Linked DNA regions of Homo sapiens: region 2 is linked to region 1. A link is an interaction called in ENCODE POLR2A ChIA-PET data of the cell type or tissue named here. Cell type or tissue: CD4-positive, alpha-beta T cell. All regions are shown on one strand.

Evidence for each region. ChIA-PET counts read pairs that join two places held together with the same protein. Peaks named below come from ENCODE experiments on the same cell type or tissue, not always from the same donor. Only the 100,000 strongest peaks of a DNase experiment are listed, where the experiment ranks them.
Region 2: POLR2A ChIA-PET joins it to region 1 with 10 read pairs; 2 of 35 experiments call an interaction of 5 or more read pairs at or near these places.

What each region holds. Positions count from the first base shown.
Region 1 is chr15:97,978,980-97,983,979 of GRCh38, forward strand. No RefSeq gene overlaps it. Among named protein-coding and RNA genes, the nearest start is that of ARRDC4, 21 kb to the left of the region's middle. In CD4-positive, alpha-beta T cell, no CTCF peak of the experiment used is centred here; no DNase peak of the experiment used is centred here.
Region 2 is chr15:98,158,088-98,163,087 of GRCh38, forward strand. No RefSeq gene overlaps it. Among named protein-coding and RNA genes, the nearest start is that of LINC01582, 72 kb to the left of the region's middle. In CD4-positive, alpha-beta T cell, no CTCF peak of the experiment used is centred here; a DNase peak (open chromatin) is centred at 2,314.

The sequences.
Region 1 (5,000 bases):
TCCAAGATAAACAGTACCTTCACAGACTCCATGGCAGCTGCTGGAGAGAGCTGGAATGTGTCATCTTGCCCCAAGTCTGGTCTAAGCCTGGACACTTGAGCATTTGCCTTGCTCACCCATTGCCTCCCCTGGGCTGGATGACCCACACAGAAGACTGGGCCTGTACTGGGAAGAAGCCCTTTCCACATCAACCCACTTAGTGGAGACCCAAAGCTTCAATTCCAACACCAGGAACCCCAGGGGAAGGAAGGTATAAGAAATTTCTTACAGCAAGGAATAAATCAGAAATGGCTGCTATCAGCAGAAATGAGGGCTGTATACATTAGATAAGCTCACTAAGAGGAAATTGTCTTTTTTGTAGGTTTGTGTGCCCGTATGTGTGCGTGTGTGTTAAAGGAGGGAGGATTGGGGTTTTCTTTGCATCTGATTTTTGTGAAGGAGCTTTATGACTTAAGACCTAAACAATGCTGATGTTGGCACCTCTCTTCTTGCCCAGCCAGGGCCCTGATGCCCTCCACAGCTATTCCTTGGCCTTCCCCAGAGGACCAGCTTGTCCTGGTTTGCCCAGGGTTTCCCCAGGTTTAGCATTGAAAGCCCCCATCCCAGGACCCCTAAATTCCAGGTAAAGGGGTTTGGTTGACCACCTTCCCCTCGTTCTTTCTACTGGGGCAACCCAGCTCCCCACATCCACAGACACCAGCTGTCGTCCTCCAAGAAGCTTCCCTCACCTGCTGCCTTCTAGCACTAAATTCCTCCTGCTGTCACTAAACAGTCCCCATGCAGAGTGTCTTCCCAGAAACGAACAAGGACATTGGGATGGGGCCAGAAACCTCAGGCCCCTTTGGCCATTGGCACTTGGATGGCATCCCCCACAGAGACCAGCAGTACAGCTGGTTCAGTTCCCATCTCCCCCAGTTCTAGTGCCCTCTCCTTCCCCATTCTGTGCGGAGGCCCAGCCTGCCCTGGGCCTGCCCACAGGGGCTGCCAGGGACCAAGGCCTGGCTCTGGATTAGAGGTCACCAGACCACAGATGATTTGCACACCATTTTTTTCAGGACTTGTATTCTGTGGAAAAGTGTCCATGGTCAGAGGCTACAGACATGTTTCTCAGGCTGTCTTTGATTTTCTGCTCTCTCTCTCTCTCTCTCTATCTCTCTCGCCTACAAATAAATGAGGACCTGATTTCCCAAGAGACCTGGGTCTCTTTCTTCTTCCTGCGGCTCTGTCAACAGTGGCCTGGGGCCTGTGAAAGCGGGCCCTTCTCCCTGTCTAATCCCAGGACCGGGTGGTATGCTCATCATATGAGGAGTAACTGCAAAGGAAGGTGACGCGAATGTGCTCAAAGGATGCCCAGAGCACTCTCGAAATGGCCCTCAGAACCTGTGGCTTCGTCTTCTTATATCTTCACTAGGGAAGAGTCTTTATCCTTTGAGGTTAAAGGATAATATTTTTGATAATACCTAAAGCTCATTCAGAAACAACCCTGCAGAGTAAAGCTGAAGGCCGGGCTGGGTGTGGCACTGATGGAACCAGGCAAAGCAGAGGTGAAAGACAGCAGCAGAGGCGAGAAACACATCCGACAGGGAGGTGAGAAACACATCTGACAGGTAATACTGAACTCATGCTTCGCCTTGTCTGGGTGTTCCCAGGCATCGTCAGCCTGTGGAGGTGAATTGGGTTCATTAAAAACAAGATCCCCATGTTGCTAATTCTTACCCCAACTTGATCTTGAAAAATCTCAGCTTCTCGCCAAGTCCATCTTCTACTCCCAAGAATTTCCTAAAAGTCTCCAGGAATAAGTCAATCTCCGCTACTCCTTAGCATCACCTCTAATGCACTGAAGTCTTCACAATCCCAGGCTAGGATTGATTTGGGGAAAGTGAAGAAGAATGATTTTTTTCATTTTATATTTTGTTTTATTTTTATTTTTTAAGACAGAGTCTCTCTCTGTCGCCCAGGCTGAAGTGCAATGGTGTGATCTTGACTCACTGCAACCTTTGCCTCCCGGGTTCAAGCAATTCTCATGCCTCAGCCTCCCTGAGTAGCTGGGATTACAGGCATGCACCAGCACGCCTGGCTGATTTTTTTTTTTTTTTTTTTTTTTTTAGTACAGACAGGGTTACACCATGTTGGCCAGGCTGGTTTTGAACTCCTGGCCTCAAGTGATCCACTGGCCTCAGCCTCCCAAAGCGTTGGGGTTACAGGAGTGAGCCACAGCACCCGGTCGATTTTATATTTTGTTTTGTAGAGGCTCCCCACAAAAAAACAGCTTCCTGTGCCCCACCCTATTACCTTGTTTTTAGAGAAACTGCTGTTTTCACCTTTTCCTTTGCAGATTTTCCTCTGGGTAAGACTCAGATGTACAATCTTAGGACTGGGCTGCTGACAAAAATCAGGTGATCCAGAGTCTCACCTCCCTTCTGAACACTAAAGCTCTGGAATTGAGCCAAGCTTAGCTTCCCTGGCATCCTCTTACCTTAGGATGGGTCTTCTGAGACCCCACAGGCCCCCAGCTGTTTTCCAGGCATCAACATACATCACTGAGCCCTGGCTCAGAGTCAAGCTGGGGCCCCCTCCATCTACACCCCAATGGCCAGAGAGTCATGGAAAAGTGACTGCAGGAGGGACCTACCACCTGCCCTCAGAGAGGCCCCTAGCTCGGACAGCTGATGGCCCCTGCTGAGTGGCCCCTGCTGAGTGGGGGGCTGGGCAGAGGAGCACCCCAGGCCATCCTTGTGTTTCTATTTGAAACACCCAGGGCCTGCGGGCCAGAGGACAGGGGGCTGATATATCTTGCTAAGGAGGAAGAGCATCTTAGCTGTGGATCACTGCATGGTGAGGACAGGTCCAGGGGAAGTCATAATGGGGGTCCCCAGGCCATTAAGGAAAAGCACAAGGTCACCTGCCCAGGTATCAACAGGGAGCAAACTGGGCACTAAATGTGCCCCTGGGCTTGCTTTGAACTTTGCCTCACTTCTCACTGCCAATTCTGTAGCCATCTGGGCTGCGGACTCCCACTTGGACAGAACAGTGTGAGGAATGCAGTCTGCTTGTAGTCAATCTGGCCAATACAATGTTTCCTGTCTCCTTATTACCTATTTGGTTGGGGTTGAGGGGTTCAATCTCTAAATGAGCTTTTCCTATAAAAAGCCTCCATGTGTGCTTAGTATGGAGACTCGGAAGCCCAGGGAATTTTTATATTTATTACAGAGAGAGGCAGGCATCCATTCTGTGTGTTTCCATTAACACAGACTGGCAATTAATGTGTTTGGTTCAAAAGACTTCAAACATTTGTACGTCCATTTGCACGTTTAAATGGCTCTGTATAACAGTCAAGCAGGTGGTTAACTATATGTATATTAAATTCATAGAGAAACTGGTAATTTTCAATTATAATTGTCAGTTCACAGTTTACATGATAAGAATTTTTTGAATAGACCCATTAGCTGATTTTAGTTAGCCAGGGTTTTTATAAATCATGGTTTATTTGCTTATTCTACTTATAAAAGAGAAATTTTCAGTATTCTCACATGAATCAATAAATATTTACTTTGGTCTTTATTCTGCTCAAATGCCAAGTTTGACAATGGATGAAATATCATTGGGCTTCCTTAAACAGCTGTTTGAATGCGGCTGTTTTATTAGTTGTTTTGTTTAGTATTATTACCCGGATAATGGTTTAAAAGTTTTATTCATTTGCTATTAATTTGTTTTTTTTATAAATAAAGTCAAAATAGGACTGAATTGCAGTTCCTTATAATTTTACAATGTATTGTACTTTCCTGGTAATATGTTTTGACAATAGAAACTTCCAAGCCAATGAAAAGCTGTCCCATTTTTCTAAATTATATCCTCTAAAGCAAAACTCCTAAATATATAGCACTAACTTGTGCATAATAAAATTTGATGATTTTGTTACTGTGGATAATATTTCTCTTTCCTAGGCAACAGAAATAATTTAAATGCCTCTCATTTGGCTTGGCTTTTACAGCACAAAAGGCAGTGTGAGACACCAGATCTCTGGAGGAGAATGCTGAACTGGTATTGAGAAGAGGAATAGCATTTTGAGAAATACCTTCAACATTCTACACCTTGTAACTCCCTCGGGTCTGTTCCTGGATTTCTGCTTTTCAAAAATGATCAAGCAGGGCCAGGCATGGTGGCTCACGCCTGTAATTCCAGCACTTTGAGAGACTGAGGCAGGTGGATCACTTGAGGTCATGAGTTCGAGACCAGTCTGGCCAACATGATGAAACCCCGTCTCTACTAAAAATACAATAGAAATTAGCTAGGCGTGGTGACAGGTGGCTGCAATCCCAGCTACTTGGGAGGCTGAGACATGAGAATCACTTGAACCTGGGAGGCAGAGGTTGCAGTGAGCCGAGATCACACCGCTGCACTCCAGCCTGGGTGACAGACTGAGACACCATCTAAAAAAAAAAAAAAAAATGTCAGGAACTTGCTGTCACCAAGGCATGTAAAGAGAGCTAGTGGAAGATTTTCAGGTAGTTTCCAAAAGCTCAGAACTCTGCCTGATCTCCGTGGAAGCCACCATATCTGTAACTGGGAGCTGTACCATCCTTGACACCCTTCCTCTTCAGTCCTCTCTGTCTTAGCCATCTGGGCATGGACTCCTTAAACGATGTAAGAAACAGAAGCCATTTGCTTTAGTCTCTCAAACCATTTCCTGTGGGTCCAGCCAGATATTTTCACACCGAAGGAAAGGCCTAAGTGACTGAACATGGCTGGCCCCCACTACCACAACTGATGCCTTTAAGACTGTCACTCAGAGGCAAGACCTGGAGAAGAATCTCTCTGTGTTACTCAGCTACAGATGAACAGATAATGAAAGACAACGTTAGAAAGAAGTATTTTATCTCAGATCTTAGGAAAATATTAGAAACCACTTAACGCCCCATCTATAAGCTACTACACATTTTGAAGAAACATAAACTTAATAATCTCATTTAAAGGTAATCATATCATGATTCTCTCCTGTT
Region 2 (5,000 bases), 180 kb after region 1:
TGCCCTGTGTGGTGGTGCAGACCAGCTCTCATCTTTGCACCCAAGAGATCATGAAGATTATTACACGATCTCAGAAACCTCATCAAGCTGATGTATTGGGCCTTTTTCCATTACGGTCTAAGGCAGGGAACCTGGAGGTAGAGGGGCTCAGGACAGACTCACGGTGTGAGGTTAGAAGGTTTGCTGGGACTAAGTTCTAGGGTTAAATTTAGTCTGTCTCCACTGGCCAGAGGAGGTATGTGATCTCTCTGGGGACACCTGGGTGGTATCTGAGTACCCCAAGTTTTGCGAATCCCTGCTACTCTTCAGTCAGAAATTTCAGATGTTTCCAAAGCCTGGTTTAATGCAATACTGCTACACTTTCTTCAAATGATGTAATTTTTTCCTAGGCATCTATTTATATTATCACAGTGACATGGGTACTGAGTTGCCCTCCTGGCAGATTAGAGGCCATAAAAAGGTGGAAACCATGAACATGTGAGGAAAGTTCTCAATAAAGAAAGAAAACCCATCTGCTAAAGGCTGTCCTCTGGGACTAGGGATGAAGGCAGTGCCAAGTACAGCGTGAGCAAACAGATGAACAGAAACTGTCAGAACATGTGGCTGAAAAACAAAGAAAAAGTAACTGTTAACCTTTACCAAATACTCTGTTATGCCAAGTTTCCTGACAAGCATTTAAGATGCTTCATTTCATTTGATCATTTAAACAATGTTAAGTTAGACTACTATTATCTCCAACGTGCAGATGAGGAAACTAAGGCTCAGGAAGGATGTGTCTAGTTGAAGGTAGCACAATTAGTAAATGGCAGAAGAGAATTCAAAATCAGCCTGTTCAAAATCTTTTCACTCTGCAGCCTTCCCAGAATATTGAACAACCCCATTATAAGGTCCATTTATTTTGATCATCTTAATAGCTTTCTCCAATTGACCACTCAGTGACCCAAATGAATAATGTCCTATTTAAAACTGATGATCAAAGATCAGGAAACAGGATCTGTAAAAGGAACTGAGAGAGCAGCTGGAGGGAAGAGCCCGTCACTTTTACCAGGTAACACTTGTTTGGTCTCATGTTTAAGCCAAGTCTTGCTCCTTAAAAGAGCAGCCCAGCATATGATAAGTGGTAGAAGGGCGTATGTTCATCAGTCACTCCTAATATATAAGGTCTTAAATGGATGCTTGTTGCCAATATATATTGAAATGTATCTAGATGGAGCATCACTGCATCTAAGTAAAGTGTCAAGATGATACAAGCAAAGCATAAGGTCTTATGTCAAATATGTGAGAATATAATCATATCTTTCACCTTGCAGGTAATTATAATTGCCAGCTGGGTACTTCATGCCTTCAGGTAGGTAGATACGTTACTTGCAGAAGTAAAAGAAAATCGAGGTAAATACTTCACTGATGGTTTTCAGATGGGCCTTGGCCTGTCAACTCTCCAAGAAAAGGAGGTACCAGAAATTCAAAGCAAATGAAAACCTTAGGATTTGGCCCCACTGACTGTATGCAGGATGCCTCAAGGTAAATGCCAGGAGGAAAGGAACAAAGGGAAATAAGGGGAGTGAATTAGTCAGGGTTCTCCAGAGAAACTGAGCCAGTAGGAGATATAGATACATGCATAGGAGATTTATTATGAATTGGCTCATGCAATTATGGAAACCAAGAAGTTCTATGATATGCTGTGTGCAGGCTGGAGACCCAGAAGAACCAGTGGTCTAATTCAGCCTGAATTCAAAGGCCTGATAACCAGGGAAAGGTCTAAAGGCCCAGGAACGAGGAGCTCTGATGTCCACAGGCTGGAGAAAATGGATGTCCCAGCTCAAGCAGGGAGTGTAAATTTGATCTTCCTCCACTTTTTTTTTTTCTATTCAGGCCCTCAAATGATTACATGATACCTACAAACATGGGTGAGAGAGATCTTCTTTACTCAATCTACTGATTCCAAACTAATCTCTCCTGGAAATACCTTCACAGACACATCCAGGGATCACGTTTTACCAGCTATCCGGCACTGCAAGACCAGCCAAGCTGACATCTGAAATTAACCATCACAGGGAGCATCTGCCGCCCCACATCCTCAGGTATGGGGAGACGTGCTTGATGGTCACTGACACCATGAATACTTGACGCTGATGATGTGGCATGGCTCCTCACATGTGTCTTCACCCCATCCTCTTCCAAAAGGAAACTGCTGCTCTCCTGCCCAGTTTTAGAGTCTCCCAGCAGGCCCTCAGGGGAGGGCTGGAGCACATCAAGTTATGACGGGGAGCTTCCTCCAAGACCAGGCTGCCACATCCTGTGCACAAAGCCTCGTGAACCGCAGTGACAGGCTCATTTAGAAACAAATTAGGGGTTAAGTAAAAAGTGCAGGACAGAGGCAAAACCGAGTTTCCCTTTCCCCTTCCTGTCGGTTAGCATTAGAAGGTGCCCATGAGCAGCGTGTGTCAAGAATATGAACGTGAGATGTCATTTTGGCTGCCTCTAATTGAAGCCAGGATAAATGGAGTGGAAAGGCAGCGTCTAATCCAATCAAAACATGAAAAAGGTATTTTGACATGTAAATTACAAACTTCCTGTGTATTTTGTCTCCCCAATTACACCCTCCCCTGTCATGTTTTTTTAAATTATATCTTAATCTCCCAGTCTCCTAATAATTATGTCATCATTCTTGCGCCCTGAACACTGTGTAATGGTATTTTATGGGATATGCCATTCATTATTAACTAAACTCACTCTCTGTCCCCAGTGATACCATATCTCATGGTGTTCAAATATGCCTAGTGTCAGCTCCTGCTTTGTAAATGCTACGGCAGCTCCACTCTCTGCTTCATGGTTGTATGGGAATGAGTTTGGGAAGCACTTGTGGACAGTTAATCCGACTCATCGGTATTTTTATATGGGGATAACTGACACTTTTTGGTTAGTGAAAAGAGAGATTGGTTTCAAATATAAATCTCTCATCACTGGGGCTCATGAAAATAGGGATTTTAACCGCTGCTCTTAAAGAACTAGCCAATATGAAGATCACACAATTAAGATCACAAAAAGAAGTAAAGAAAAATGTCAGTTTGATATGCAGAGAGTGGCTGTACTGTAGTGGTTGGAGGAATTACTAAAAGCAACCACACATCACTTAACAACGGGGATACATTCTGGAAAATGTGGCCTTCAGTGATTTCACTGTTGTGCAAATATTATAGAGTGCACTTACACAAAGCTAGGTGGTAGAGCCTACTACACACCTGGGATGTATGGTATGACCTATTGCTCCTAGGCTACAAACCTGTAGAGCATGTTACTGCACTAAATACTATGGGCAATTGTAACTCGTGGTATTTGTGTATCTAAGCATAGCATACAGTATTAAATCTTGTGGGACCACCATTGTAAATGTAGTCTGTCGTTGATGGAAACATCACTATTTGGCACACGACTGTAATGCTACAAATAGTCTCCAAGCAAAAGAGAGCCTTAAAGACCCTCTAGCCTAGACCCCTGAATTTACAGGTTTGAAAAAAAAAAAGGTGGCAGTCAGGTAAAGTATTTTCTCCAGGTCTCTCTGTTCTTTAGAGCTGGAAACAACAAGATTTCCCAGCACACCAACTGGGCTACACACGGATCTCATCAGCTTCTGCCTCAGACCCCCAGGAGCTACATTTGTGAACCAATACGTTGCACTTAGGGCCACTGATCAAGCAGAGCTGACATCTTTGACTCACCAAAGGCTTGGGCCATGAGAGGAGCAGGTAAAATTGAAAGTCATCATCGAACAATCCCGGCTTCCACTAGGCCCCTGATTTCTTTGAACTTTTTTTCAAAAGGCCGTCTTTTATTAAATGGCTTGCTCAGACTTAGAGCATTGCAGTGGGGCAAGAATAGGAATTGGGTTTGGAAAGACAGAAGTTCTAATCCTGGACATTGTACATTCCGGGGCTTGACCTTGGGCAAGTTACTGTGTCACAGGATCCTTAGGGTGTTGCTTTTCCAGGTGGAAACCTATGTGGCTGGTGGTACCTTTCCTGAGTTTGCCTGGGCCCACTGCATTCATTCTGCCCACTTGTCCCTGCAGGCTGCACTTGGCTTGTGCTACCAGCCTGGATCCCATACCTGCCAAGGGTGAGCCAGGCATGAAGTGGCAACAGGTATGTGAGCAAGCATGAGGTCCAGCCACTGCATACAGCCAGGCATGCCAGCTACAGCGGGGCAGGCAGCTCCAGGCACCAACACAGGCACCAGCTCCTTGCAAGGCTGTGACTGGACCAGGTGTACTGCAGGTGGCTTCCACTGCAGGCATGAGGGAATGTAGTGGTTCCCAGAAGCTTGGAGGTGCCAGGAACCACAGAGCCCCAAAGAGGGTGTCAGCCCTGGGTCAGGGAACCCCTAGGGCTGGGCTCCCCAAAAAGCTGCAGTACTTCTCCTCATTGCCTGCAACCTGGCGAGCAGGGGATGTGTTTCAGCCCTGTTTGTGCTACAGTTCTTTCAGTCCTGCCATTCAGCAGGTCCCAAGATCTGGTCTAGAGTCCAGGAAGAATGAGGAATATGGATAACTGGAGGGTGAGCAAGGCGTAGAGGAGCTTCATTGAGCAACAGAACAGCTCTCAGGAGACCTGGAGTGGGTAGCTCCTTTCTGCAGGCAGGTTGTCCGAATGAGTGGAGGAGACCTGGAGTGGGTAGCTCCTTTCTGCAGGCAGCTTGTCCGAATGAGTGGAGGAGACCTGGAGTGGGTAGCTCCTTTCCACAGCTGCTAGTCCTGATGTGTCTGTGAGTCTGGCTGAGTCCAGGATTTTTTTTTTTTTTTTTTTTTTTTTTTTTTGAGACGGAGTCTCGCTCTGTCGCCCAGGCCGGACTGCGGACTGCAGTGGCGCAATCTCGGCTCACTGCAAGCTCCGCTTCCCGGGTTCACGCCATTCTCCTGCCTCAGCCTCCCGAGTAGCTGGGACTACAGGCGCCCGCCACCGCGCCCGGCTAATTTTTTGTATTTTTAGTAGAGACGGGGTTTC